3 separate regions of the Homo sapiens genome follow, and regions 1 and 3 are each linked to region 2. The links are chromatin loops, found by intact Hi-C in ENCODE. Cell type or tissue: dorsolateral prefrontal cortex. All regions are shown on one strand. Region 1 overlaps LRRK1-AS1 (LRRK1 antisense RNA 1). Region 2 overlaps LRRK1 (leucine rich repeat kinase 1). Region 3 overlaps LRRK1 (leucine rich repeat kinase 1).

Evidence for each region. Hi-C counts contacts between places; a loop is a spot of excess contacts. Peaks named below come from ENCODE experiments on the same cell type or tissue, not always from the same donor. Only the 100,000 strongest peaks of a DNase experiment are listed, where the experiment ranks them.
Region 1: it touches region 2 in a loop (2.1-fold over the local background); 67 of 110 quality-filtered maps call a loop at or near these places.
Region 3: it touches region 2 in a loop (6-fold over the local background); 9 of 110 quality-filtered maps call a loop at or near these places.

Annotation. Positions count from the first base shown.
Region 1 is chr15:101,084,159-101,092,158 of GRCh38, forward strand. The region is part of intron 1 of LRRK1-AS1 (LRRK1 antisense RNA 1); the gene reads right to left. Among named protein-coding and RNA genes, the nearest start is that of LRRK1-AS1, 64 kb to the right of the region's middle. RefSeq lists a silencer at 4,715-4,954. In dorsolateral prefrontal cortex, CTCF peaks have their summits at 4,805 (motif pointing right) and 5,015; DNase peaks (open chromatin) are centred at 4,793 and 7,750; H3K4me3 peaks cover 944 bases; H3K27ac peaks cover 3,194 bases.
Region 2 is chr15:101,012,318-101,020,317 of GRCh38, forward strand. LRRK1 (leucine rich repeat kinase 1) reads left to right here. Exons shown (of 34, transcript NM_024652.6): 11 at 1,999-2,111; 12 at 3,009-3,085. Among named protein-coding and RNA genes, the nearest start is that of LRRK1, 97 kb to the left of the region's middle. RefSeq lists a silencer at 2,967-3,261. In dorsolateral prefrontal cortex, a CTCF peak has its summit at 3,057 (motif pointing right); DNase peaks (open chromatin) are centred at 1,804 and 3,084; H3K27ac peaks cover 1,657 bases.
Region 3 is chr15:101,059,724-101,067,723 of GRCh38, forward strand. It overlaps LRRK1 (leucine rich repeat kinase 1), which reads left to right. Exons shown (of 34, transcript NM_024652.6): 30 at 1,448-1,565; 31 at 2,851-2,967; 32 at 5,629-6,482; 33 at 6,917-7,018. The region is part of intron 1 of LRRK1-AS1 (LRRK1 antisense RNA 1); the gene reads right to left. Among named protein-coding and RNA genes, the nearest start is that of LRRK1-AS1, 88 kb to the right of the region's middle. RefSeq lists enhancers at 2,490-3,155, 3,156-3,820, 7,811-8,000. In dorsolateral prefrontal cortex, no CTCF peak of the experiment used is centred here; DNase peaks (open chromatin) are centred at 4,298 and 4,688; H3K4me3 peaks cover 869 bases; H3K27ac peaks cover 1,382 bases.

The DNA of each region.
Region 1 (8,000 bases), 72 kb after region 2:
CCAAAATATTAGTGGTGGTTATTCCTCGCTGCTGGAATGGCCACTTTTATTCCTTTTCTTTTGGATTGTTCGTATGTAGAATTTCTTTTGCAATTAAAAAAAAATCAAAGTTACAAATTTTTTTTTTGAGACAGGGTCTCACTCCATCACCCAGGCTGGAGTGCAGTGGTGTGATCTCGGCTCACTGCAGCCTTGACTTCTGGGCTGAGGTGATTCTCCCACCTCAGCCTCCTGAGTAGCTGGGACTACAGGTACACACCACCACGCCTGGCTAAATTTCTTTTATTTTTTGTAAAGATAGGGTTTCACTACGTTGCCCAGGCTAGTCTCAAACTTCTGAGCTCAAGGAGCTCAAGGGATCTTTCCACCTCATCTTCCCAAAGTGCTGGGATTATAGGTGCAAGCTACTGTGCCCAACTAAAATATTCATTCTTAATTACTATAAAATTACTATGGAACCAAAGAGTGCACGTCCTTGTTGTGACTGGTCCCCTTTGAGACTCCCAGCATCCTGGCAGCAACACCAAAGAGGCACCATTGTCAGCTACCCAATTCCCAGAATCCAGAAACAACCCATTTATTCAAGTAGTAGGCAACTGCCTTGCTCCTCCAAGCCTGGACAGGAATCTCACTTTCCCCAGGAGGGTGGGACACACAGAGGGCCTTCTGCGGTGCTGTCTCTTCGAACTGCCTTAGACGAGGGGGACGAGGGGGCTGCTCCCATCCAATCACTGCCCAGGTGAGTCCTGGCCCTTGAAGGCCTAAAGCACGGGTTCCTGGTCTCAGAAGAACCCCAAGGTACTGGCACACCTCATATACCCAGCCTCCAAAACCCCCTCCTGGAGCCGAGTTTCTGAATGAGAGGGAGGCTGGATGCTGGGAGCACCCACCCTCTAATGAGCACGGCTGGCATCCTCTCCGGGGGTGGCAAGGGGCAGTGGCTTCTCTCAGCACTGGGGGCTGGCCCGGAAGCTGGGCCTCCAGTGTCCTCACTGTTTCTATGGAAAGGTGAGTTTTGGATCACTGCCATCCGGAAGCCCCCTCTCCCTCTGCCATTTACAAAGGACTAAGGGACAGGGCCCCAGATTCTCACCCGTCCCTCCCTCCACACAGGCGTCTGTCTCCTTCCCAACTGGGTACTTTTTGGAGGCGCTGGGTAAATTCTGGTGGCCACATGCATTCTGCTGGATCTACTGCCTGGACTTACAGCTGTCATCGAAATCCCCCTTGACACGCGACCCCACAGGATCCTCAGCTCCTGACTTCTGAGTCCAGACACGTTGCCCAAAGGCGCCATCAGACCTGGGATTCACCAGCCTCCCACAGGCCTCTCCCCAGAGCCCCAGCCTGGCCAGTGGGACCAGAGCAGTCTCAGGCTGTGCTGAGGACCCCGTCCCCAGAAACGGCTGGGCCAGCTCCACCAGCATTCCACCACCGTCCTCTTGCCATGTCCCTGATAATGCACACTTTTTTTTTTTTTTTGAGACAGAGTTTCACTCTTGTTGCCAGGCTGGAGTGCAATGGCGCGATCTTAGCTCACCTCAACCTCTGCCTCCCGGGTTCAAGCGATTCTCCTGCCTCAGCCTCCCGAGTAGCTGGGACTACAAGCATGCGCCACCACGCCCGGCTAATTTTGTATTTTTAGTAGAGACGGGGTTTCTCTGCGTTGGTCATGCTGGTCTTGAACTCCCGACCTCAGGTATCCGCCCTACCTCGGCCTCCCAAAGTGCAGGGATTACAGGCGTGAGCCACCGCGCCTGGCTGATAATGGACACTCTGTAGCAGGATCAATGCACAGCAGGCCACTGTGGCCAAGACCTGAGGTCCCACGCCCATTCAGCTCCATCTGGGGTGTGTCACATCCTTCACTGCAAACCCCACCTCAGCCACTACTGTACAGCTCTCAGATCCTCAGCTTCCTCGTCTGTAAAACCAAGGAATGAATCCGGGACTCAGCACAGGGGGATGCTCCGCAAGACTCTCCGGCGCCTGCGCGGCTCTTCCCCAGCTCCCCCTGCAGCTACGTCACCTCCCACGGCCTCCTCCGGCGCCTGCGCGGCTCTTCCCCAGCTCCCCCTGCAGCTACGTCACCTCCCACGGCCTCCTCCGGCGCCTGCGCGGCTCTTCCCCAGCTCCCCCTGCAGCTACGTCACCTCCCACGGCCTCCTCCGGCGCCTGCGCGGCTCTTCCCCAGCTCCCCCTGCAGCTACGTCACCTCCCACGGCCTCCTCCGGCGCCTGCGCGGCTCTTCCCCAGCTCCCCCTGCAGCTACGTCACCTACCCCGGCCTCCTCCGGCGCCTGCGCGGCTCTTCCCCAGCTCCCCCTGCAGCTATGTCACCTCCCACGGCCTCCGGCGCCTGCGCGGCCGCGGCTCCGCCGTTCAACCGCATGCGCGACAGCGCTGAGGCCCGGGGAGCGAGGATCTGCCGCCGCTCAGCCCGGAGCCCGCTCAGAAACCTCGTTCTGCCGACTCGGACGGCAGCCGCCGTTTTGGATCCTGCATTCATTTCCTCCCAGGCTCTGGCTTGTCCCGTCGTTGGTGTCATCTAGGAGCTGCCCAGTCCCGGTCTCACTCATGTGAGTGTGGCGGGCTGGGCGTGTGCAGAATCTCCAGGAGGCACTTTTCTGCACACTCTGGAGAGCCTGCCTGGCCCTCCAAGCACACACCCGTCACTACGCAGACCCGAGAAGGCTCTGCGAGGTGGTTGTGGCTTCCACCACATGAGCACCAGGAGCTGACCTCTTCCCTTCCTCCAAAGTGGCCTCTGGGATGTGCTGCGTGCCAGGCGACATCTCTCCCACCGAGACTCAATCCTCCATCTCCAAGTCCAGCCAAGGCATCCCCGTCAACCCTGCCCTCAAGCAGCACAACTTCTCCCCTGGTCTGGAGACAGAGGAGAAGGAGGGGAGGAAGAGGGTGGGGGCTGGGGGGAGCTTCAGCTGACAATGAGGTGGAAGGAACTAGAAAACATTTCTCCCTCTGAAATAGCGGCATCGGGTCACCAAAGCCTCAGATCAAGTGCAGCTGGAGAAGGGGAAGTGAATGAACTCTTTATCTGGACTTTCTTTATCAAAAAGGTTTAAACTGGATCTAAGGCACACTAGGTGTTTTTGCCCTCGGTGCAAGGTTTCTGCTCCGCAATGGAGCCGTGGAGCAGACAATGGCTGGAGCCCAGCCTGCCCATCAGTGGGGCCTGCACAAGGCTGAGGCGATCTCAGGAATCAGGGCTGGACCCCTTCCAGCTACTGGTCTGCCCACCCCAGAGGCCCCTGTCCTTTGAGTTTCCCGTTATTGGTTTCCCTTTCATTCACTCTTACGTTCAGAGGTCGGACCTAAGAGAACAGAGACACACTGGGTAGTGCAATATGAAGCGGGGCAGCTGGGGTCAGGGTCAGAAAATGGGGCTCGCACTCCCTCCAGCACCTCCTGGCTGGGTGACCCACAGCCACCTCCTCTCTCCTGGGACCTGCGGCTCCTCCATGCCCTGCCTCCTTGGTTGATGAAGAACCAATGGCTGTGTGCCACAAACTACTAGGTTCCATCACAATGGAGGCCATGGGGGCCTCAAGACCAAAGACCCCAAGACCCCTGAGTACAAGCAGGGGCAGCCAGGAATTGGGCCTCTGCTGGGTCCTGGAAACCCCAAAAGCTAAAGGCCCAGGGCTTCGCTCCAAACCTCTCCCTCGAGGCCACACTGAGGACTAAAGGAATTGCCAGAGCTCAGCCTCAAGGGGCTGTTCCTCAATGTGGTGTTGAGGGTGGGATTTGGAAATACAGGCCCAGGTTCGAATCCTCCCTCTGCCAATTGCCAGCTGCCAGACCCAGGGCAAGATCCTATGCCTCTTAGATTCTTGTTTCCTCAATGACAGAGATGGAAAATAATCAGGGATGACAGCCTGGAACAGCAAGTTGTAAGGGTGTATGCATAGACAGATCCCCACTGCGGAGAGCACGCATCAGGGAAGATGCTGCAGCCCCCACCCTGGCTCCTGAAGTACAGTTCAGGTGCATAAGGGCCTCCAGGTCTTTCCTGTCAATGTTCTTGGGGACTATCCATGGTCCCCCACCAACCCCACCCTCCTGACCTTGGCATGCTCAGGGCCAGTGTAACGTCTTTTGTGCTGTCTACTTCTGTTCCAGTCAGGGAGTAGACCCTGAACCTCAGGCTTGGCCTGAAAATTCTCTTCAGCTGCACACAGCTGTCCCCAGCACAGGGACAGGAACAGGAACCAGCAGCGAGGGGCCTGCCATCCCCCAAGTGACAAGGCCCTACAGAGGAACTCCCATCGCTCAAGGCAGGGCACTTGCCCCTCTCAGTTCTCAGGGAGGGATTGCATCAAAGTCAGGGGCTGGGCTGGGAGGACTTACTTGCTAGAGGGAGACAGGCAGGTGGACACTGGATGGGGGAACGAACGTGAGGGTCTGGGTGCAGAGGCTTCCTTGTCGCTTCAGAAAATGTGACACTCCTCATTGCAGCCCCTCTCCCAAAAACCAATCCTCCCCAGTCATCACTAACTCCCAGGCAGTGACGGGGAAGGAGGGCCAGGGGGACCCTTGGGCAAAGCCGGGGGCTGGGCCCTGTTTCTCCTACAGCAGAGAAAGAACTCGGTCAACCATGGTGGCTAGAAGCCGGGGGCTTGGGAAAGAAAGGTCTGCTGTTTGCCAAAATGTAACAGCTCCTCTCCCTCACTGAAGCCCGGGAGAGCAGAGAGCCGTGCCAACCTCTCCAGCCTATTCCTGAGGGCACCTGCCCCCATGCAACCCGCGGGCAGGAGCAGTTCCCTCGCCCGCCGCCAGGGTGCGCCCCGCTCCGAGCAGCCGGACGCCGTCCTCCCGCCGCGACGGGGCACCAGCCCGCCGAGAAATGGCTGCCCCGGGGCTCCTGCGCCCTCTGAGAAGAGTTTGTGGGCTTGATGAGTTTGCTTTACCAAGTATTCCCAAGTACGATGCCACGTGGGGAAAAAGGAACCCTTGTGGCGGGTGTGGACGAATGTAAATACAGACACCCCCGGCGGGCAGGCAGAGGCCCAAACAAGCGGGCCCGCCTGGGGGCCGGCTGCGGGGCGGACCTTCTTCTCCCAACGTTCTAGGCGGCATCTTGTATTTCTGGTGCAATAGAAAAGTTTTAAAAACGTAACTTGGCTTTTTTGCATGTACTACAGGCTCATGAATACTCTGTTCTCTATGTGCACGCATATGTATGTGTGTGTGTGTTCGTGTTTGTGTGTGCATATGTGTGTGTATGTGTATGTGTGTTGTGTTCGTGTGTTTGTGTGTGTTCATGTGTGTGCATGTGTGTGTAGGTGTGTGTTTGTGTGTGTGTGCACGCACACATGCTTTAATGTCTCTGGCATCTGGACCCGCGGCCAGGTGCAGGCCTGGTGGCAGAGTAGGGCTCTGTGTCCACACTAGGGAATTTGGGGGGTCTGCGGGCCAGGGGTACATTGGGAATAGGGGAAAGAGTAGAAAAGGGTCTGGAAATCCAGAGAACATTTTTCCTGAGAGAGTCTCTTGACAAAAGCAGCTTCTACAACTACAGCAGTCCCTCAGCTCTCACAGCTGGGACCTACTAACCCTTGCGCTGTTCTCAGCAAAACTCCTCAGAACTCAGCCACAAAAGGCAAGTCAGCAGTTCACACTTGTGTCAGCCACACAGAAACTGTATTCCACCAAGAACAGCCTGCCCCTAATACAAATAGGGCAGGGGATGGCAAAAGGTTCTGTCCCAAGTCCCCTAAACTGGAGCCACAGAGGGGAGACCATCCACAGAGGAAGCTCTGGGCTCCCGGGGGGGCTCTCAGGACCCCCCACTGCTTGGTTCCAGGGTGAGGCTCTGCCTGGCTCCCCTCATTCCGGAACCACAACTCACAAGCCAAGAAACACAAAACCAAAAGCCACATGAACAGGCACAGACAGCGAGGGAGGCAGGCCAGGCCCCAGGACAGCCTGGGGCACTCCATCAAACTGAATGACCCTGTGGACTCCAGTTAACCCTGAGCTTGCCCCTTTCCCCAGCCATGGTGAAAAAGGCAGAAATGGAGGGGCCTCCCCCATGCCTTGGTGGCCCAGCTCACTATTGGGCCTGTGGAGGACCTGTCCAGCAGCTGTTAGGAAGAGAAGAAGGTACTGGAAGGGCCTGATTAAGGCTGTCTGTGCAGCTGGATCGTGGCTGGGGCAGAGTGGGAAGGAAGGCCAGGAGAGTGGCGTGTCCGATTATGTTCTCCAAAGACGGCCACAACAGTACCTCCCATCCTGTCACCCCTCCCATCAACAAGTGGAGTCTGTGTCCCTTCCCCTTGTATTTGGGGGGAGCTTGTGACTTGCTTGTTACAAATAGAATATGGTGGAAATGATGCAGCATAACTGCCAAAGCTCAGTAGGAAAGGCAATGAAGCAGACACTCACCTCTGGAGCCCTGAGCCTGTAGTCAAGAAGTCTGACTGTGATGAGGCCGCCATGCTCTGAGGAAGCCCAAGCCACATGCAGAGGCTGTTGTGGCCAACAGCCTGGGCTGAGGTCGCACCAACAGCCAGCATCATGTGGGGGAAACATGAGAGATGACATCTTCAGATGGTTCCAGCTGTTGGGTCCCTCTCAGCTGTGGAGTCTTTGCAGTGGAGGCCTCAGACTTTACAGGATGGAAGCAAGTCAGCCCTCCTGTGCTCTGTGCAACTTCCAGACCTGCAGAACCAGGAGTATGGGAAGATGGCTGTGGTAAGCCGCTAAGTTTTGGGGTGCTTTGTTAGAAAACAGCAGTAACTGGAACAGATGGCCCAGGGAGAGATTCAGAAAACTGTGCCAACCAACATTCTGCTCTTTTCACTTTCACGGATGCTGCCGGGACCCAGGAGGCCACAGGTCTTTTGAAGAGCTGTCCCCTCTTTAGCAGGTAATGACTCAGGCTCAGGGGATGTGGGAGCTGCCTCTGGCAGGGCAGCCCCCTCTGCCTGGTGTGCAGGGAACCAAAGTTTGCAGCTTGTGCAAGGCAGACCTGGCCTCTTCTTCTCAGGCCTGAGGAAGGTGCTGCTGGCCAAGACTGACTGTCCGTGCTGGCTGAGCTCTGGGGCGGATTGGCCAGTCCTGCTGGTGTTTCCAGGCCTGATGGATGAACAGGGCCTCCAGAGTCATGGGTGACTACAGCACCGGCTCCTTGTCAGGCCCAAACGAAAACCACTGCTGCTGTGGCCTAGCGACCTTAGAGAGGAGACACACCTTGCCTTTGCCACTTGTTTCTGGCCTGGGCTCTGCACTCCTCTCCATCGGCTACTCTGACTCATCGGGAGTAGACAAAGGGACAGAAGTTTCCAGGAAAAGGGAAAGAGACTGCAGGCAGGTCCTGTGGCTGTGGAAGTGGGTCTGGGGAGCCTTGACAAGGCCCCCCGCTCCAGAGGCCCACATGGCCAGCAGCAGCCAGGCCATAAGCAGTCAGCAGCTGCCATCATTGCCTATCAGACTATCTGTTTCCAAGGAAGAGGCTCCAGGAAGCCACAACACAGACGCCTTTATTCTCCCTGCTGAGATGCCAGCCAGGGACTAAAGGGCAGGAGAGAGGCCTCCGAGGTATGGGTTTGCCTCCCAGAATGTGCAGCCGGAAATGACCTTGACCTTCTCCCATCCCCATTGTGCACATGGGAAAGGAAGGCCCAGGGAAGCGGCCGATCCAAAATGTGTCGTTGCCAGGGCAACCCGGCCGCAGCGCTTGCAAGCCTGGGAAAAAGTTGTTGTTCATCACGGGGGTGGACGTTTGTCTTGTTTTGATTTTTCAAAAGCCTGAACCAACTCAGCTTTTTAACATGCTGCTCCAGGACACGGTGCTACTTGCAGACAGCCTGAGGAGCAGATGCAGGCAGAGCTGATGGTGTTCAGACACCCTCGCCGATTCCAAAACATCCCTGCTCGGCTCCTGCCTCACTTCTCGGCAGACAGCCCTGTCCTGTCTATACCCAAGACCCAAGGGTCAGGCCGATTCCTGTCCATTTCCCTCAATCAGCAACTTTG
Region 2 (8,000 bases):
GCACGTGGACAGCAGAAGCAGCTGTGTCAGGTGGTGGTGGGGTTATGGTTCGTATCCCTCGGGACTTTCTTTAAGTCCACGGCCTGCCCATATATGAGGCTGAGTGGACACTGAGAGCTCCAGGAAGGGCCTTTCCACGGAACCCTGTGTGCCTACCCCAGAATACGGGTACCTTCTCGCTTTAGGTTGTTTTAGGTGGTTGGCGGGTCCTTAGGCAGACAGGCCGTGGATCACACTCATTGCTTGGAGCTCAGGGCCAACCCCAGAAGGGGCCCCATCAGGGCAGCCTCACCAGGGGCCCTGTAGTGGACCCCCAGGCAGAGTGCCCAGGCCACCCTGCACAGGCTTCAGCCCCCGGTCCTGCCAGGCCACTGCCAGGACCCCCACGGGCACTCCTCCAAGGCCTGGTGCAGCCTCTTGTGTGCGGCGACCCCCACAAGGCAGCGAAGGCCCCTTCAGCATGTGTATCCTCAGAGAGGATGGGCTATCATGTCCTAGGCTCCTGACAAGCACAGGGCAAAGCCAGGGACCCAGGGACAGGACTCACGCTTCTCAGAAGAAAGGAGCCACGCGGGGTGCCCCCGGGGGGGGGTGGTCCCACATCATACTCCTCGCAGGGTACTCCTGGCCTTCAGGCCTTGTCCACAGCCCCTGGGCCCCTGTTCTGAGTCTGTCTTCTCGTATTTCACACCAACAACTAGCAGGCTTGGATTTTTGGCTTCCCCCAAAGCCCAGAAGCAGCAAATCAGGAGAGGCAGAGCCTTGTCCAGAGCTTCACTGTGGGCCTGCAGGGAATGTGTCTGCTCGAGGTCTCCTTCTCCACACTGGGAAGGGGTGGGTGGGTATGTGGGGGCTTGGGGGACCCTGAGGTCTGGCACATGGCAGGGTCTCCATAGAATTTCAGCAGGAGGGGGCTGGCTGCAGCGGTTCTGATGGTGGGCGGTGGCGTGAGCCCCTTCAACAAGGAAGGAGACAAAAGCACCAGGAGGAGAGAATTTAATGTGGGGCAGCAAACAGCCTGTGGCCCTCCTGAGGCCGCCCTGGTTGTGGGCGGGATAGTTGGTGGCTGTGGTGATGTCCTCAAGCAGGGAGATAGCATGTCTAAGGTACTCCTGCAAAGTAAAACGTGGGCCAGGCATGATGGCTCAGACCTGGGCACGGCGACTCAGAACCGTACTCCCAGCACTTTGCGAGGCCAAAATGGGGGGACTGCTTGAGGCCAGGAGTTTGAGGCTGTAGCAAGCTATGATCACACCGCTGCACTCCAGCCTAAGAAACAGAGCGAGACCCTATCTCTAAAAAAGTAAATAAATAAAAAGAATAACAAAAAAAGAATAAAACGTGTTACAGGTGCAAGGTAGCCCCTCATCCCCCTTGGTGACTGGGTTCCCTGCAGGGTCTGTTTGCAGTAGGGCTGAGGGAGGGCTACCCACGAGGGGCACCCCAGACATGCTGATAATCCTGAGGGGCCCAGCTTGGGACTGTGTCGGCTAGCAGAGGGCATGCGGCTAGGACAGTTACCCTTGGTGGCACTGCCACCCCGTCCCCAGACCTGGGCTGGCCCAGGAGGCCACCCACCAGGAGGTGGCAGACACCAGCACTGTACTGCATGCCCCATGCCACCCCCACCAGCCGTGAGCCGTTGTCCTCCAAACCATCAGAGTCTGGCACTTTCCCCAGAGAGACACACCGGTAATCAGTACTCTTAAGAATCCTTAATGCTGACAGCTGCTTGGGCTCCTTTCACTCTAGAATAATTGCCTCTCACTGCCTTTGAGGGAGGAGCTCCTGTAGATAGATGGCCCCGTCGCACTGTTTGATATCATTTCGTGAGTTTGAAGAGGCTGCTGGGCCCCACACAGCTGGGATCTGCGTGAAGGAAAATTGGTTGGAATCGTTTGACTGCGCGTGGTTGGGAACTGACTGGCTCTTCAGTCTCCCCTCCCTTCTTGTATCTGATGCTATCTTAGCTTCTCTCTCCCTCCCTCTCTCTCTCAGGCCCTCATGTTCTTGAGGTTACAGGGGAACCAGCTGGCGGCACTTCCACCTCAAGAGAAGTGGACCTGCAGGCAGCTCAAAACCCTGGATCTCTCCAGAAACCAACTTGGCAAGTAAGCAGGGGCCTCTCCTCCCTGGCCAGTTCCAAAGCGTGTGTGGGGCCACGGTCGAGCAGGTCCTCTGAATGGTGGCATGTGAGTCTGCGAGGGCTGCTGAGCCGCCAGCTGGGGGCTTAACAACAGAAATCACTGCCTCACAGCCCTGGGGGCTGAAGTCCGAGGTGAGGGTGTGGGCAGGCCTGGTTGGTTTCTCCTGAGGCCCCTCTCCTTAGCTTGCAGATGCCGTCTTCTCCCTGTGTCCTGTTGCGGTCAGGCCTCTGTTCACGTCTGTGACCTAATCTCCTCTTCTTATAAGGACACCAGTCGGATTGGATTAGAGTCCATCCTAATGACCTCATTTTAACTTAGTTACCTCCTTAACAGCCCTGTTTCCAAATACAGTCACATTCTGAGGAATTGGAGGTTAGGGCTTCGACACAGGAATGTGGGGGGAAACAGCCCCTAATGGTGTCCTCTCATTTTTAATTTTTAGTCTGCTGGAGAATCTTGTCTCTCACTTCAGCCCAATCTGTAATTCTGTTCAAAAGTCTCTGCTGATCACTAACTGAAATGGACGTGGAATTGAATAAAAGCACCCAGCCCCAAAGCCTTCCAATAGGTGGAAAGCCGGGATGAGCCCAGCCAGCCTCTGGAGACCAGCCGCCCCCGTTATCTGCAGAAGGCCACTTCTGCAGTATCACGGTGGAACTTGCACCCCAAGGAGGACCTCTGCGGGGAGGGGTGGGGGCAGTGAAAAAGGCAGCCGCCACTGCAGCGTGCGCCCCTGCCAGGCCCTGAAGAGTTGCACATGAATTGCTCCCTATCTCCGTGGCTTGGCATTATAACATCACAGCCAAAAGTAATGCTTTTGTCGTGCTGTCCTCAAATTTTGTCTCTTTTTCCTCCCCCCAGAAATGAAGATGGACTGAAAACGAAGCGTATTGCCTTTTTCACCACCAGAGGTCGCCAGCGCTCCGGGACTGAGGCAGGTGTGTGTGGGTTGGGAGACGGTGTTCCCAGATGAGACAGCCGGGGTAGCCTGGTTCCTGCTCCACCAAAGTGGGGATCGCCCTTATCTTGGGCCTTCCCCTTCAATGCCCTGTTGCAATGCCACAGATGTCCAAGTTCAAATGAAAACCCTGCATATGAGCTGCGCCCATTCTTTCTGTCCCACGTGTGACACGCAAGTATCCTCAAGCCCCACTCTCCTGCGTGGAGGCCAGTGATGCCAGCAGCTAATATGTGCAGCTGATCTACACACCAGGCAGTGCCCTAGGCAGGTTACATATGTGAGAGTTTCTCATCCTCACAACGTGAGGTATGGGCCACATTTCCCCATTTTGCACGTGGGGAGACTGAGGCTCCCAGGGTGTCTGAGCTTGGCTGCCACACCAAAATACCACCGACCGAGTGCTTCAGCAGCAGACACTTATTTTCTCACAGTTCTGGAAGCTGGATATCTGAGAGGAGGGTGCCAGCACTGTCAGGGGCTTGCGAGGGCCTTCTTCCTGGCATCCTTCTCTCTATGTCCTGAGATAGTGAAGAGAGAGAGGACTCTGGTCTTTCTTCCTCTTCTTTTTTTTTTTTTTTCTTTGAGACTGAGTCTCGCTCTGTCGCCCAGGCTGGAGTGCAGTGGCGCGATCTTGGCTCCCTGCAACCTCCGCCTCCCAGGTTCAAGCTATTCTCCTTCTTCAGCCTCCCAAGTAGCTGGGATTACAGGCATGTGCCACCATGCCTGGCTAATTTTTGTATTTTTGGAGATGAGCCACTGTGCCCGGCCCCTCTTCCTATAAGAACGTTAATCTCATAAGGGCCCCACCCTCATGACCTCATCCAAACCTAATTACAGCTCAAATATCCCATCTCCAAATAGTAATTTTGTATTTTAATACAATACAGGATGCCAGGAAGAAGGCCCTTGCTAGCCCCTGACAGTGCTGGCGCCCTCCTCTCAGATATCCAGGGTTTCACCATGTTGGCCAGGCTGGTCTTGAACTCCTGACCTCAAGTGATCCGCCTGCCTCAGCCTCCCAAAGTGCTGGGATTACAGGTGTGAGCCACCACGCCCGGCCCCTCTTCTTATAAGAATGTTAATCTCATCATAAGGGCCCCACCCTCATGACCTCATCTAAACCTAATTACAGCTCAAATATCCCATCTCCAAATGGTGTCACATTGGGTATTAGAGCTTCGACATATGAATTTGGTGGGGGGCGGGGGACACAGTTCAATCCATGGCATAGGGACTGACTGATTTGTCCCAGGTTGTGTGGCTGCTTCTCAGTAGCAGAGCCAGGTTTCATCCCAGGACTGTGGGACTTCAGCCCTGGACCAGCAGCTACGTGCTGTTAAGTCTCTACTGCCACACGATGGTATCTTGCAAAGCCCACATGGATCACGGCCGCCTTTGGACCCACAGGCTGAGGTGAGGCCAAGGTTGCACAGGGGCTCGTGGTCTTCCCCAAAACTCAACAGAGACAGAACTTTCCTAGTTTTTGTGCTGGTCACACAACAAGGCCAGTTCAGCAGAGAGTACATCTAGGTAAACAAGCTCTTTTTGTTCCATTATCTTCTGTGAGACACAGGGGAAGGTATGGAGCTGTCCCTTTCATTAAACAACCAGCTCTGCTTCTTAACCTCAAAGCTACAACTTCCAAAGCCAGCTCTGCTCACAGAAATATCCCTCAGGATGCTGGCCCAGAAAACCAGAACCCACATCCAGGTTGTTTTAAACATAATACAACTTTCTTCTTCAGTTTGATAGATGGTTGTTGGCAAGTACAGATAGTATGAGGTAGGGATGAGTGACGCCACAGAGGCCAGGACACATTTGCAGGAGGTGAACTAGGGAGTTTGCCGCTGCTACGCTCTTGGATGAACTGGTGTGCTTGTGTGTTGAGTATGATACACATAGAGATCTGTCCCATAAGAGCGTGTGTATTTATATGTGACTGAAAAAGGAATATCAGTGGACCAGATAAAAGAGTCCAAAAATAGACCTCAGTAAACATAGAAATACATCGGGAGTCCCCAGCGCCCCCCAGGAAGCGAACCGGTATTGGTCCCTGGCCTGCTAGGAACCAGGCCACACAGGAGGAGGTGAGCGGTGGGCCAGTGAGCATCAGCGCCACCTCCTGTCAGATCAGCGGCAGCATTGGATTCTCATAGGAGCGCGAACCCTATTGTGAACCGCGTCTGTGAGGGCTCTAGGTTGTGCCCTCCTTATGAGAATCTAACGCCTGATGATCTGAGGTGGAACAGTTTCATCCCTAAACTGTCCCCCTCACCAATGCTGCAGTCCATGGAAAAATTGTCTTCCACAAAACCGGTCCGTGGTGCCAAAAAGGTTGGGGACTGTTATTATGTAATATATGACAAAGGCAGAACTTCAACTTAGTGTAAAAGGATGCTTGCGTGCGTTAATAAACGGTGTTGATATTCCTGCCTGGAAGGGGGACAAAACACGATACTAGATTACAACAATCAGGTTTAAGTATAAAAAAAGAAAACAATAACATTTAAGGAATATAGGTATAACTTTGCTATGAGGGAGATCTTTAAAATCTAGTTGGAAAATCCAGGAATAATTTTTTAAAAAGACTGAAATCATTGGCTTCATAAACATTCAAAAATTGTGTTCAGTGGGAAGCATCATAAACCAAGTCATAATGCAAACAGACTAAGAAGAAATATTTGCAACACAAATTGTTGCAACACAAATTGGCTTAAGTCCCTGATATACAAAGAATGCTTACAAATTGATTTAAAAAAAAAAAAAAAAAAGACAACACAATAGGCAAAAAAAATGGGCAAGGGATATAAACAATTTTCAGAAAAGGAAGTCCAGAGGGCCAGGAAACAAATGAAAAGGTCCTTAACCACACGAATAGGGAAATGCAATTATGAATTTCATAACTGATCCTTTTATAAATGAAGAGCCTTAGGACTGTAGAAATTGAGTCCAGACATAGGGATTTCACTTAGAAGGAAGGGGAAACAAACACCATCTTCTCCTTCATGCCAGGCGGGATGATGGGTATGAGAACAGGAGCTAGTGTAGACCTCGGTCACGCAAGCCACTTGCTGTGTGGATTAGAAACGTGTCTCCAGTTTAGAAATGCCGAATCCTTCCTGGGACCACGGAGGAGTGTGCAAGGAAGTGGGCTCAGCACTCAATGAGACGCCAGTGGGGAAAATCACAGGCATGCATGGAAAAGCACCATAGGACTACGCGCGGTACCAATGCTCTAGAAAGTGACAGCTGGCAGCCCGCAGAAGTACATCTGGGGAGCCATGTGAGGGGGCCGCGCCCCTGGGAGGTTCTCTGGCAGAGGTGAATCTTGGCCTTGGCAGATGACAAAGGCCTCTTGATTCTTTAAACTTCATCTAGAAAGTTGAGGCCCACACCTGAGTGAAAAGAAGGCGGCTCTTTGCAAACCCTTTTCCTCAGTAGGGTTATTCTCCCAGGGCCATGGACCCTTGGGTAAGGAATTATCTACAAAAGACAGCTTGTTTGCAGTAGGATAGTAAAATTCCAAGTAGATTTATGTACATCCAAATAGTCATATTTGTGCAGTGGCCTCATCCAAAAATAATTTGGATGGCCGTTTTTACGGTAAAAATCAGACCAGCAGAGTCATAAATAACTTATGAATAAATAATTACAGTTCTTAAATACCTTGAACTGTGTTCTCCCCAGCTCAGTGCCCATCGTTTTCAACACTGGGCCAGGAGGTCTGTTACAGGTGTTGCCTCTGTTTGCAATCATAGCTCATTATTCCAGCCATCTCTTACTTAAAGAGGCTTCATAAACACCGTAGCGAAACTTTAAAAGTTTGGAAAGCACAGAGGCCAGGTGTTTAGAATGTGTTCTCTGGGGAGAAAGTAAGCCTTTCTCATTATGACGTTCTTTCATGAAAATGTGAATTAGGGCAGGCTAATATTGATCATCTTTTTTCATTGAAGGAAAAAAAAGGAAGCTTTTTGAACATTTCCTTACCTAGCAAGGACTCATACAAAGCCATCTTTAGAAGGCCGGTGCACCTTTATTTCCGCAGGAGCCCCTGCAGTGAGTCCCATTCACAGTACAGCTAGCTGGGCAGATTTTCCAGGCATTGGTTTTGGTATTCCATTATCGGCTCTCCCTGAATGTTCTCAGAGGCCAGGTTACCCATTACCATTGTTATTGCAGCTACATGTGTGGAGGAAAGCCAGAGCCGAGGCGGGGTAGCTATGATCAAGGGCAACCGAGCCTGGTTTCAGCCCAACAAAAGAACTCCGGCTTCTCTATTTTCCATGTCTGGCAGGGAACCCTATGAGAGGGCTTTGAGGCAGTTGTTTAATCTTGAATTCTCCGAGCTCCCAGGCATGCTGTCCTGCCCCCTCTCCAGGCCTTAGTAGGGAGGATAAAGGCACTTCAGAGATTCTGCTGAAATCCAAACCTCTGATTCCCATCAGTGTGCGTTTCCAAGCTCTTTCTCAACTCAAATGCTCTGGTGCCCGTGGAAACAGCAAATTTGACATGATTTTCATGGTAATCTCATAGTGAGCCTAATTAATAAAGTCACTTAAATACTAAACAGTTGGCTGGCTTTTCAAAGAATGGCATTGTAAGAAGCATAAAAACAGCCAACTGTGGTATATTTTCATTAACTAGCTTTTTTTCATGGAAAAAGCAACGCATGTATATTTTAAAACACCGTTTTTGAACAGTAGCAAAGGGCATGGGATAAATATTCAGTCCTCTAGTAATTCCTTTCCCCAGAGACAACTATGGAGTTCAGTGCATCTCTGGTAACCATTGTGTTCCTGTCTAACAACTGTAACCTCTGTGCATACACATGTGCAGGTGTGGTGTGTGTGCATATAACATATACATGGTATGCGTGTGTGTGCATGCATGTG
Region 3 (8,000 bases), 47 kb after region 2:
CTGAAAAGGCCTAAAAACAAGGACCAACCAAATGCCAATATGCACCCCTAGGACCCAGACTGTGGTCTCTAAGTACCAAAGTGAACCAGGGCTCATCAGAATCATGGCAGAGTCCAGGTCCGGGGCAGGGAGTGCACCTGGAACATCTGCCACCCTAGAAGCAAGGACATCGTCAGACTTCTGAGGGTGAATTGGAGGACCTTGGGCCAGACTGGTCCTGGGAGGCTGGGCCGGGCCCTGCCCTGCTGGCCTAGAGACACACACGCGGCAGGTACCTGAGACAGTTCCGCTCAGGGCTCTGAAGACTCATCCCAGAGGGAAGACAGAGGCCTCTTCCTGTGACCTGTGAAGGTTCTTTAAAACTCACTGCGGCCTGAAGAGAGACTCACTCACAGGAAGGGAGGAGGGGGCTGGCTGGGAGCACACGGGCAGCCAAGCAGGGGAGCCAGGATGGAACCGGACTTGACTTGAGATCTGTCTGAGAATTAAGGAAGGAAAGGAGGCAGGAGAGGCAGGGCAGACGAGCAGGTAAACAGGATACGCCTAGGACACAATTCCAGTTGCAGGGAACAGGGGCAATTATTCTTTATGACTCTCTATATTTTTAACTGTTTGTTTTCAAAGTAAAAGCTATTCAAATATCTTAGTTTTGTTTTTCTGATGCATAAAAAAATGATGGGAAAAGGAGACAAATACACCTGAAGGAAGTTTTTGTTTGCTGTATTTTCTACCATTTCTATCATCTGCAAATACGTTATCAGTCAACAGCTTTTTAAAATTTGGTGGCAGGAGAAACTTTATATTGAGAACTGCTATCCGCGAGCTTAACATATTCTCTTGAGTCTGAGGGACAGAGCTGCGTGATGCGGGGTACATAACTTCCCAGCCCCATCAGCTTCAGCCTCCTCTGCCATGCAGTGAGTGCTCAGGATGCCCGCCACAGCCTGAGGGGAGACAGCGATGCCGGGGACAGCCGGCCTGGTGAGCCAAGGCTCTCGCAAATGACAAGCCATTAGTTCTCAGAGCACTCGTGCTGGGAGCACATTTTGAGTGCCCCCCCGCCCCAACCCAATCTCCTCTGGAATTCTCCCAACTTGTCTTTAGCCCTGGCTTTGTCTACTCTACAGTGAGGAGCTCCCCGCATAACAGGGGCGGGCAGGATATGGCCGGCGGGAGGGCCCCTCCTTCGTACTGGGGGCAACCGTCTCAACCCTGAGGGGTCACGGAAAGAGGACAGCCTTTCTTCTCTGGCGAATGCCCTTCCTGCGGGCGACGGTCAAGCATTACCCTTCGGGCAGAACCCGGCTCTGCCCTCTCAGAACACAGGATGCAACCCTGGGTGGGAGCAGGGGAGGTAGACGAGGCTCGCAGCTGGCAGGCCAGGCTCAGGGAAAGGAGGCAGCCCCTGGCCCCCGGGCACTGACAGCACAGTTTCTGCCACTTACAGGAACTACACGGTGGTGAACACAGAGAAGGGCCTCATGGAGGTGCAGAGGATGTGCTGCCCTGGGATGAAGGTGAGCTGCCAGCTCCAGGTCCAGAGATCCCTGTGGACAGCCACCGAGGTAAGCACTGCCCGCAGGCCTGCCCACCGAGGTAAGCACTGCCCACTGGGTGCAGCCCTGGGTGGGGGCCACATTCATAAAAATACAGGACGCCAGGTCAAGTGAACTTTCAGATAACCCCCAGCGCATCCCCGTGCAGTCCCCAAGTAATGCCAGGAGCCCCGAGAAGTAGCAGCCTGTCACCAGGGGCAGCTCAACCCTGCCTGCTGCTGGCTGGAGGCCGGGATTTGCGATGGTGAGGACCAGATGTAGACCCTCAGCAGGAGACGAGACCCAGGAGGCTAGGGACGTGCCTGTGTTTCCCATAACACTGCTAGTCACTCAGCTCTGAAGGCCTCTTGCCTTCACATCAGGGAAATCAGGGAAGTCACTAGAAGGCCCAAGGAGGGGTCTTCTGAGAAGTCCCGAGACAACTGGCCAAACACAAATGTTCTGAGGCAGGCTAGGCACAGGGGCTCACGCCTGTAATCCCAGCACTTTGGGAGGCCAAGATAGGAGGATCACGAGGTCAAGAGATTGAGACCATCCTGGCCAACATAGTGAAACCCCGTCTCTACTAAAAAATACAAAAATTAGCTGGGCATGGTGGTGCGTGAGTGTTCCCAGCTACTCAGGAGGCTGAGGCAGGAGAATCGGTTGAACCCAGGAGGTGGAGGTTGCAATGAGCCAAGATCGCACCATTGCACTCCAGCCTTGCGTACCACTTAAGCCTCAGAAATCTCAGTGTTAAGAAACATCTGACAACAGATTAGCCGAAGTAGGTGCAGCCCAGTCCCAGGCATCCAAGAGATGCTCCCACAACATTTCCTCCTAGAATGGGCGAGAGCAAGGGCTCTGCCTAAAGCGTGCTGTTGCATGGGAAGAACAGTGAACATTTCCTCCTAGAGTGAGGAAAGCAAGGGCTCTGCCTAAAGCATGCTGTCTCACATGGGAAGAACAGTGAGAAGACAGCATTGCGGCGTGAGTCCACTTTGCCAGTACCAGGTGCACACACAAATACCACAGAGAACTTCTGAGAGGCTGTGCCCCCAGATCCCAATGTTGGTTTTCTCTGGGGAATAGATGACGGGCTATTTTCTGTTTCCTCTTTAGACTAGTCTGTCTTTTTCAACGTTTCTACAAAGAGCAGAAATCCATAAACAACCCACCAGAACGTGTCAATCCATGTAACTTTCCAAGACCCATAGGGGATCCCCAAGTCCAAGTGCATCCTCATGGGAATGGCTTGGGAAATGCCAGACACTTTCCAGCCTGGGTCTCACAGTGGACCTGTCTGCCTCTGCAGGACCAGAAAATCTACATCTACACCCTCAAGGGCATGTGCCCCTTAAACACACCCCAACAGGCCTTGGATACTCCAGCTGTCGTCACCTGCTTCTTGGCCGTGCCTGTTATTAAAAAGGTGAGGTCGGGGCAAAGGCAGGTATGCAGGTCTCTGATGCACTTCCACGCCTAGGAGGCGTCTCCTAGCTATGTCAGGGTGGCGCCTGCAGAGCCACACCTAGGACCACCTGGCCTAGGACGTAGACTTAGAGACGGTGGGAGGAAAGATATCAGACCTGGTCCGTCATTAGTGCCTTCCGGTTTGCAAAAACCTAAGTCAAGTCCCCAGCCAGACTGCAGGCCGAATGAAAAACCCCCTTTCACATGCAAATGCCCTGACTCAGGTGGAAGGACTGTTGGTACAAATGGCACGGTGAGCAGTCATGCGTGTGCCCTTCCCCTATCCGGAGCCTCTTCCCCACCTGCCCAGGCCAGAGCCACCTCACAGCCACTTGATCACCAGGTCCTGGAGGTCCTGATCTCCCTCCCTCCATCTCTGCCTCCCGCCAAGTACTCGCCGTCTTACACCAGACGCAGTTTCTCTTTGTGCAGCATAGCCCTGCAGACTCAGCTCTTTAACCTCCTAGCCCTGGCCTTTCTAAATGAGACCCCAAGGGGCACTCTCCCCATTAAAGGCCCAGCCAGCTGTGCTGCACCTTGGGATTAGCCCCAGCCTCTATGAGGCTGGCCTCCAGTCCCTGCTGGGCCCGGCACCCTCCCCACAAAGCACCCCACTCTGTGCTGGGCCCTTGACATCCCAGCCTCCTCCAGGAACAGCCCCTCCACGCACCTCTTCCCAGACGGCCTCCGATTCAGTTCTCAAGACCCGGGGCCTTGTCCCCTCCTTTGAGAAGCTGCCCCTCAGTGGGGGGCAGCTCCCTGGCTTTTCCGGGCTCCTCCGCCCACAGGATTCAGGCACGGCTCAGCCAGCTCTGGTTTCATCCACCCTGAGGGGCCTGTCTGTGCATAGGCGCCCTCACTAAATGCACAAGAAGCCTTTACTGGTGTTGCTTTGTTAAAATGTGACTGTCATCATCCAATTCCAGTTTGCCCATCTACAAAACAGGTATAAGAAGAGACAGAAGGCCTAGCATACCCAAAGGTCTAGGCCGGTGTGCTTGGTAAATGAGTATTATTATTACTTCTGGATGGTCGCAAAATACATGAACTCTTCTCTTCACCCTTCTTCAGTTTCATTTAAAAAAAAAAAAAACAGGTATGAAATGAACCTTAGAGTCATTTATGACCATGGCCCCACAGCGAGGCTACGCAGCTTGGGACCAGGCCCGTACCAGAGCGCAGGAGAACACGACACAAAGTGTTATTGAGGCCACCGCTGGCGAGAGCCCCCAGCCAGGGCACCACCTCCTGCACGACCAGAGGGAATAAAGCCTGCTCTGTGCAGGGCCTCCTGGGCAGGGTGTCTGCCCCCTCCAAGGCCGCCAGCGCGAAGCCTGCATTCTTGCACGCGCACCCACGTTCACACCCAGCCGGGACGTGGCACTCACCGCCCTGGCCGGGGCCTGAGCCAGGACTGCAGATAGAGACCTGGAGCCTGTTTGCCTTGGCTGCCTTCTTTCCCTAAAGTCCTGGGGATGGATTTCGATACGCTTTCTTAGAGCATGTTGTCCTGGACAGTGAGCTACGGGTCTCCACTCCATTGCCCTGCACAGCCAGCCTCCTGAGCTCCCCCAGCTCCCCACAAGGAGGCTTTCTGCCCTGCCCCCTCACTGGCATGAGGCCCAGCTCCCTGCTCTGCCCTGACTCCAGCTTTGTTCTGCAGACCTCTTCCCACCCCCACCACAGCCGACGCGGTGTCTAGGCTGCGGAGCTGCACTCTGTTCCTGGCTCTGCCCTGGGAGGTGCCCCGGGGCGGTCTGGGGTGGGCCCAGCATTCAGCAAGGTCCCTGCAACTTTGGCCTCTGCCCGGTGACCTCTGGCGGGTGTAGAAGAGCTCATGCTTCATTGAGGGGGTGGGGGGCACCCTGAGGACCCTGTCAACGTCAGCTGAACCACAGGCATCTCGATAGATGTAAGCTGGGATGAGGGCTCAGCAGGCTGAGACAGGCCTCCAGAAGAGGGTTGAGTAGGAAGCGATTTCTTCCAGAATTAGTTCAGCAAACACATGTCATCCACTTGGAGCAGGAGCCAGGTGGAGTCACAGGGCCACCAAGATGAAGGAGACTGAGCCCTTCCCTGTGCCAGGCTAGTGCCACGGGGATGCTGGTGGGCTGGGAGCCCATCCTTATGGAACACTCTGCCTGGTGGGGGGGGTGGCAGGCAGGGGGCAGTGCACAGATGCTTGCCATGCCCCCACTGCTGTCATGTTAAGCAGCACCGAGAAAAGGGCGGGGGCACCAGGTCCTGCCTCTGAAGGAGGCCTTGGTGGCCTCAAGGAGAAGGCAGCTCCCTGCTGCTCGCCCTGCAAGAAGCTGGCAGAAGCAGAGGCAGCCCATGTGGTCCAGGTGACACGCAGCCTTACTTGGTGCCACAGGCCCTGCCTCTGGGTGGCACATTCCTTTCTTTGCTGCAGGGATGGTAGATATGGCTCTGCGGAGTCAGAGCTGCACTTCTTTAGGAGTAGCCCCGGCCTTTCTAAGAGATTTGCTGCCCTGAGGCGCACTGGTGGAAAGTGACTGCCCGCCTGGTGTGGGTGCAGATGAGTCCAGTGCCTACTCTGTGTCTCTCTTGGAATGTGTGAAATGGAAGGATGTGACACATCCCTGTCTCCTTCCTTCAGAATTCCTACCTGGTCTTAGCGGGCCTCGCCGATGGGCTTGTGGCTGTGTTTCCCGTGGTGCGGGGCACCCCAAAGGACAGCTGCTCCTACCTGTGCTCACACACAGCCAACAGGTCCAAGTTCAGCATCGCGGATGAAGACGCACGGCAGAACCCCTACCCAGTGAAGGCCATGGAGGTGGTCAACAGCGGCTCTGAGGTCTGGTACAGCAATGGGCCGGGCCTCCTTGTCATCGACTGTGCCTCCCTGGAGATCTGCAGGCGGCTGGAGCCCTACATGGCCCCCTCCATGGTTACGTCAGTCGTGTGCAGCTCTGAGGGCAGAGGGGAGGAGGTCGTCTGGTGCCTGGATGACAAGGCCAACTCCTTGGTGATGTACCACTCCACCACCTACCAGCTGTGTGCCCGGTACTTCTGCGGGGTCCCCAGCCCCCTCAGGGACATGTTTCCCGTGCGGCCCTTGGACACGGAACCCCCGGCAGCCAGCCACACGGCCAACCCAAAGGTGCCTGAGGGGGACTCCATCGCGGACGTGAGCATCATGTACAGTGAGGAGCTGGGCACGCAGATCCTGATCCACCAGGAATCACTCACTGACTACTGCTCCATGTCCTCCTACTCCTCATCCCCACCCCGCCAGGCTGCCAGGTCCCCCTCAAGCCTCCCCAGCTCCCCAGCAAGTTCTTCCAGTGTGCCTTTCTCCACCGACTGCGAGGACTCAGACATGCTACATACGCCCGGTGCTGCCTCCGACAGGTCTGAGCATGACCTGACCCCCATGGACGGGGAGACCTTCAGCCAGCACCTGCAGGCCGTGAAGATCCTCGCCGTCAGAGACCTCATTTGGGTCCCCAGGTACGTTTCCCGAGGTGAGGGCACCATCCAGGGCACGCCCACTGCTCCTGCTCTGGGGACAGAGCAAGGGGAAGCCCCCTGGCTTCCTTACAGGTCATGTGGGGAGGCAGGTGCTGTTCTTCCAAGAGGGTTGGTTTCCTCCATTGGGAATGGAAGCGATCGCTTTAGCAAATCTAAGAGTGGCCGCACAAAAGCTTATTGCCTGCCAGAGAGCTTAAGGTGCCACACAAGGAAAGCCACAGTCAACTGTGACTCAGTTTCCACTGAGAAAATTCTCCTCTGCTTTGAAGTCTGTCCCCTCCCCATAACTTAATCCCTTAGCAGAAACTGCATGTCTGTTGCCTCCCTCCCGCACCTTTCTGCACACCGGCTTCACTCCCCGGAGAGCACGGCTACCGACAAATCGCTTCCCCTTCTGGGTTTTGGTTGCTTAGGCGCGGTGGAGATGTTATCGTCATTGGCCTGGAGAAGGATTCTGGCGCCCAGCGGGGCCGAGTCATTGCCGTCTTAAAAGCCCGAGAGCTGACTCCGCATGGGTAAGACTGAGTGGCAGCTCCTTTAGGACCCAGGCAGCAGCATGAGCACAGAAGGCCCTGCAGCCAGGTCCTGCACAGTGGCTTTGCTGCCCTTCCATTCTCCCAAATAGCATAGCCACTAACGTGGCTGTAAGGCAAAGTGGAAACAAGATGGGGCCCCTCAGACAGCTCCTAGGGGCTCCGCACTGGCCATGGCTGCCTGTTTCTGGAGTACCCAGTGCACCTGTAGATCAAGTACCCTACCTAGTACCCTACCTAACGAATGTCTCCAGGGCCAGAGTTCAGCTGCAATCGACATGCAGATGCATCCAGGTCATTGATTCACTGTTCTTCCTGCCAAGCAGGAAACCCTACCCGAGGTGTCCACCAGCCCACACAGCACCCTATGGGGACAGATGACACAGGCACACCTTGTCATCTCCAAGCCTGGGGTCTCAGCTCCTGCCCTTCCTGGGCTGAGACATAGCTCAGTACCTGTCTGTGGGTGGGGACCCCCAGGATTATGCCAGTCTCCTCTGTGAAGGTATGCTGGGCAGGGTGGCCTGTCCGGGACATGGTCTACATGGTTGCAGTGATGTGAGGCTGGCGCCAGCTGCAGCTCCCCACAGTGTTTACACCCCGCACTTTGACTACCGAGCCCCACACGGTAAATCTCCCCTACGAAAAGTCCTCAGTTCAAATGTGTGTGTGTGTGTGTGTGTGTGTGTGTGTGTGTGTGTGTGTACTTTGGAGCTCTTCCATTTCACACTAGGCCTGTTTCCCTGCAGCATGAGTTATCCCCCATCCCTGGGCAAGTGGGTTTTTATTTCATCTGGAGCATAAGAGGGTGGAGAAACACCAGTCAGCTTGCTTCTCCCAAAGCAGGACAATGACAAGGACATCCTTGGCAGTCGCACTCCCTTGCCTGCCAGCTTTGAACTTTTGCAGTGAGTCCTGGGCCAGTGACCCTTACTCTGTAAGTGGTTCTGGAAGCAAGATCTGG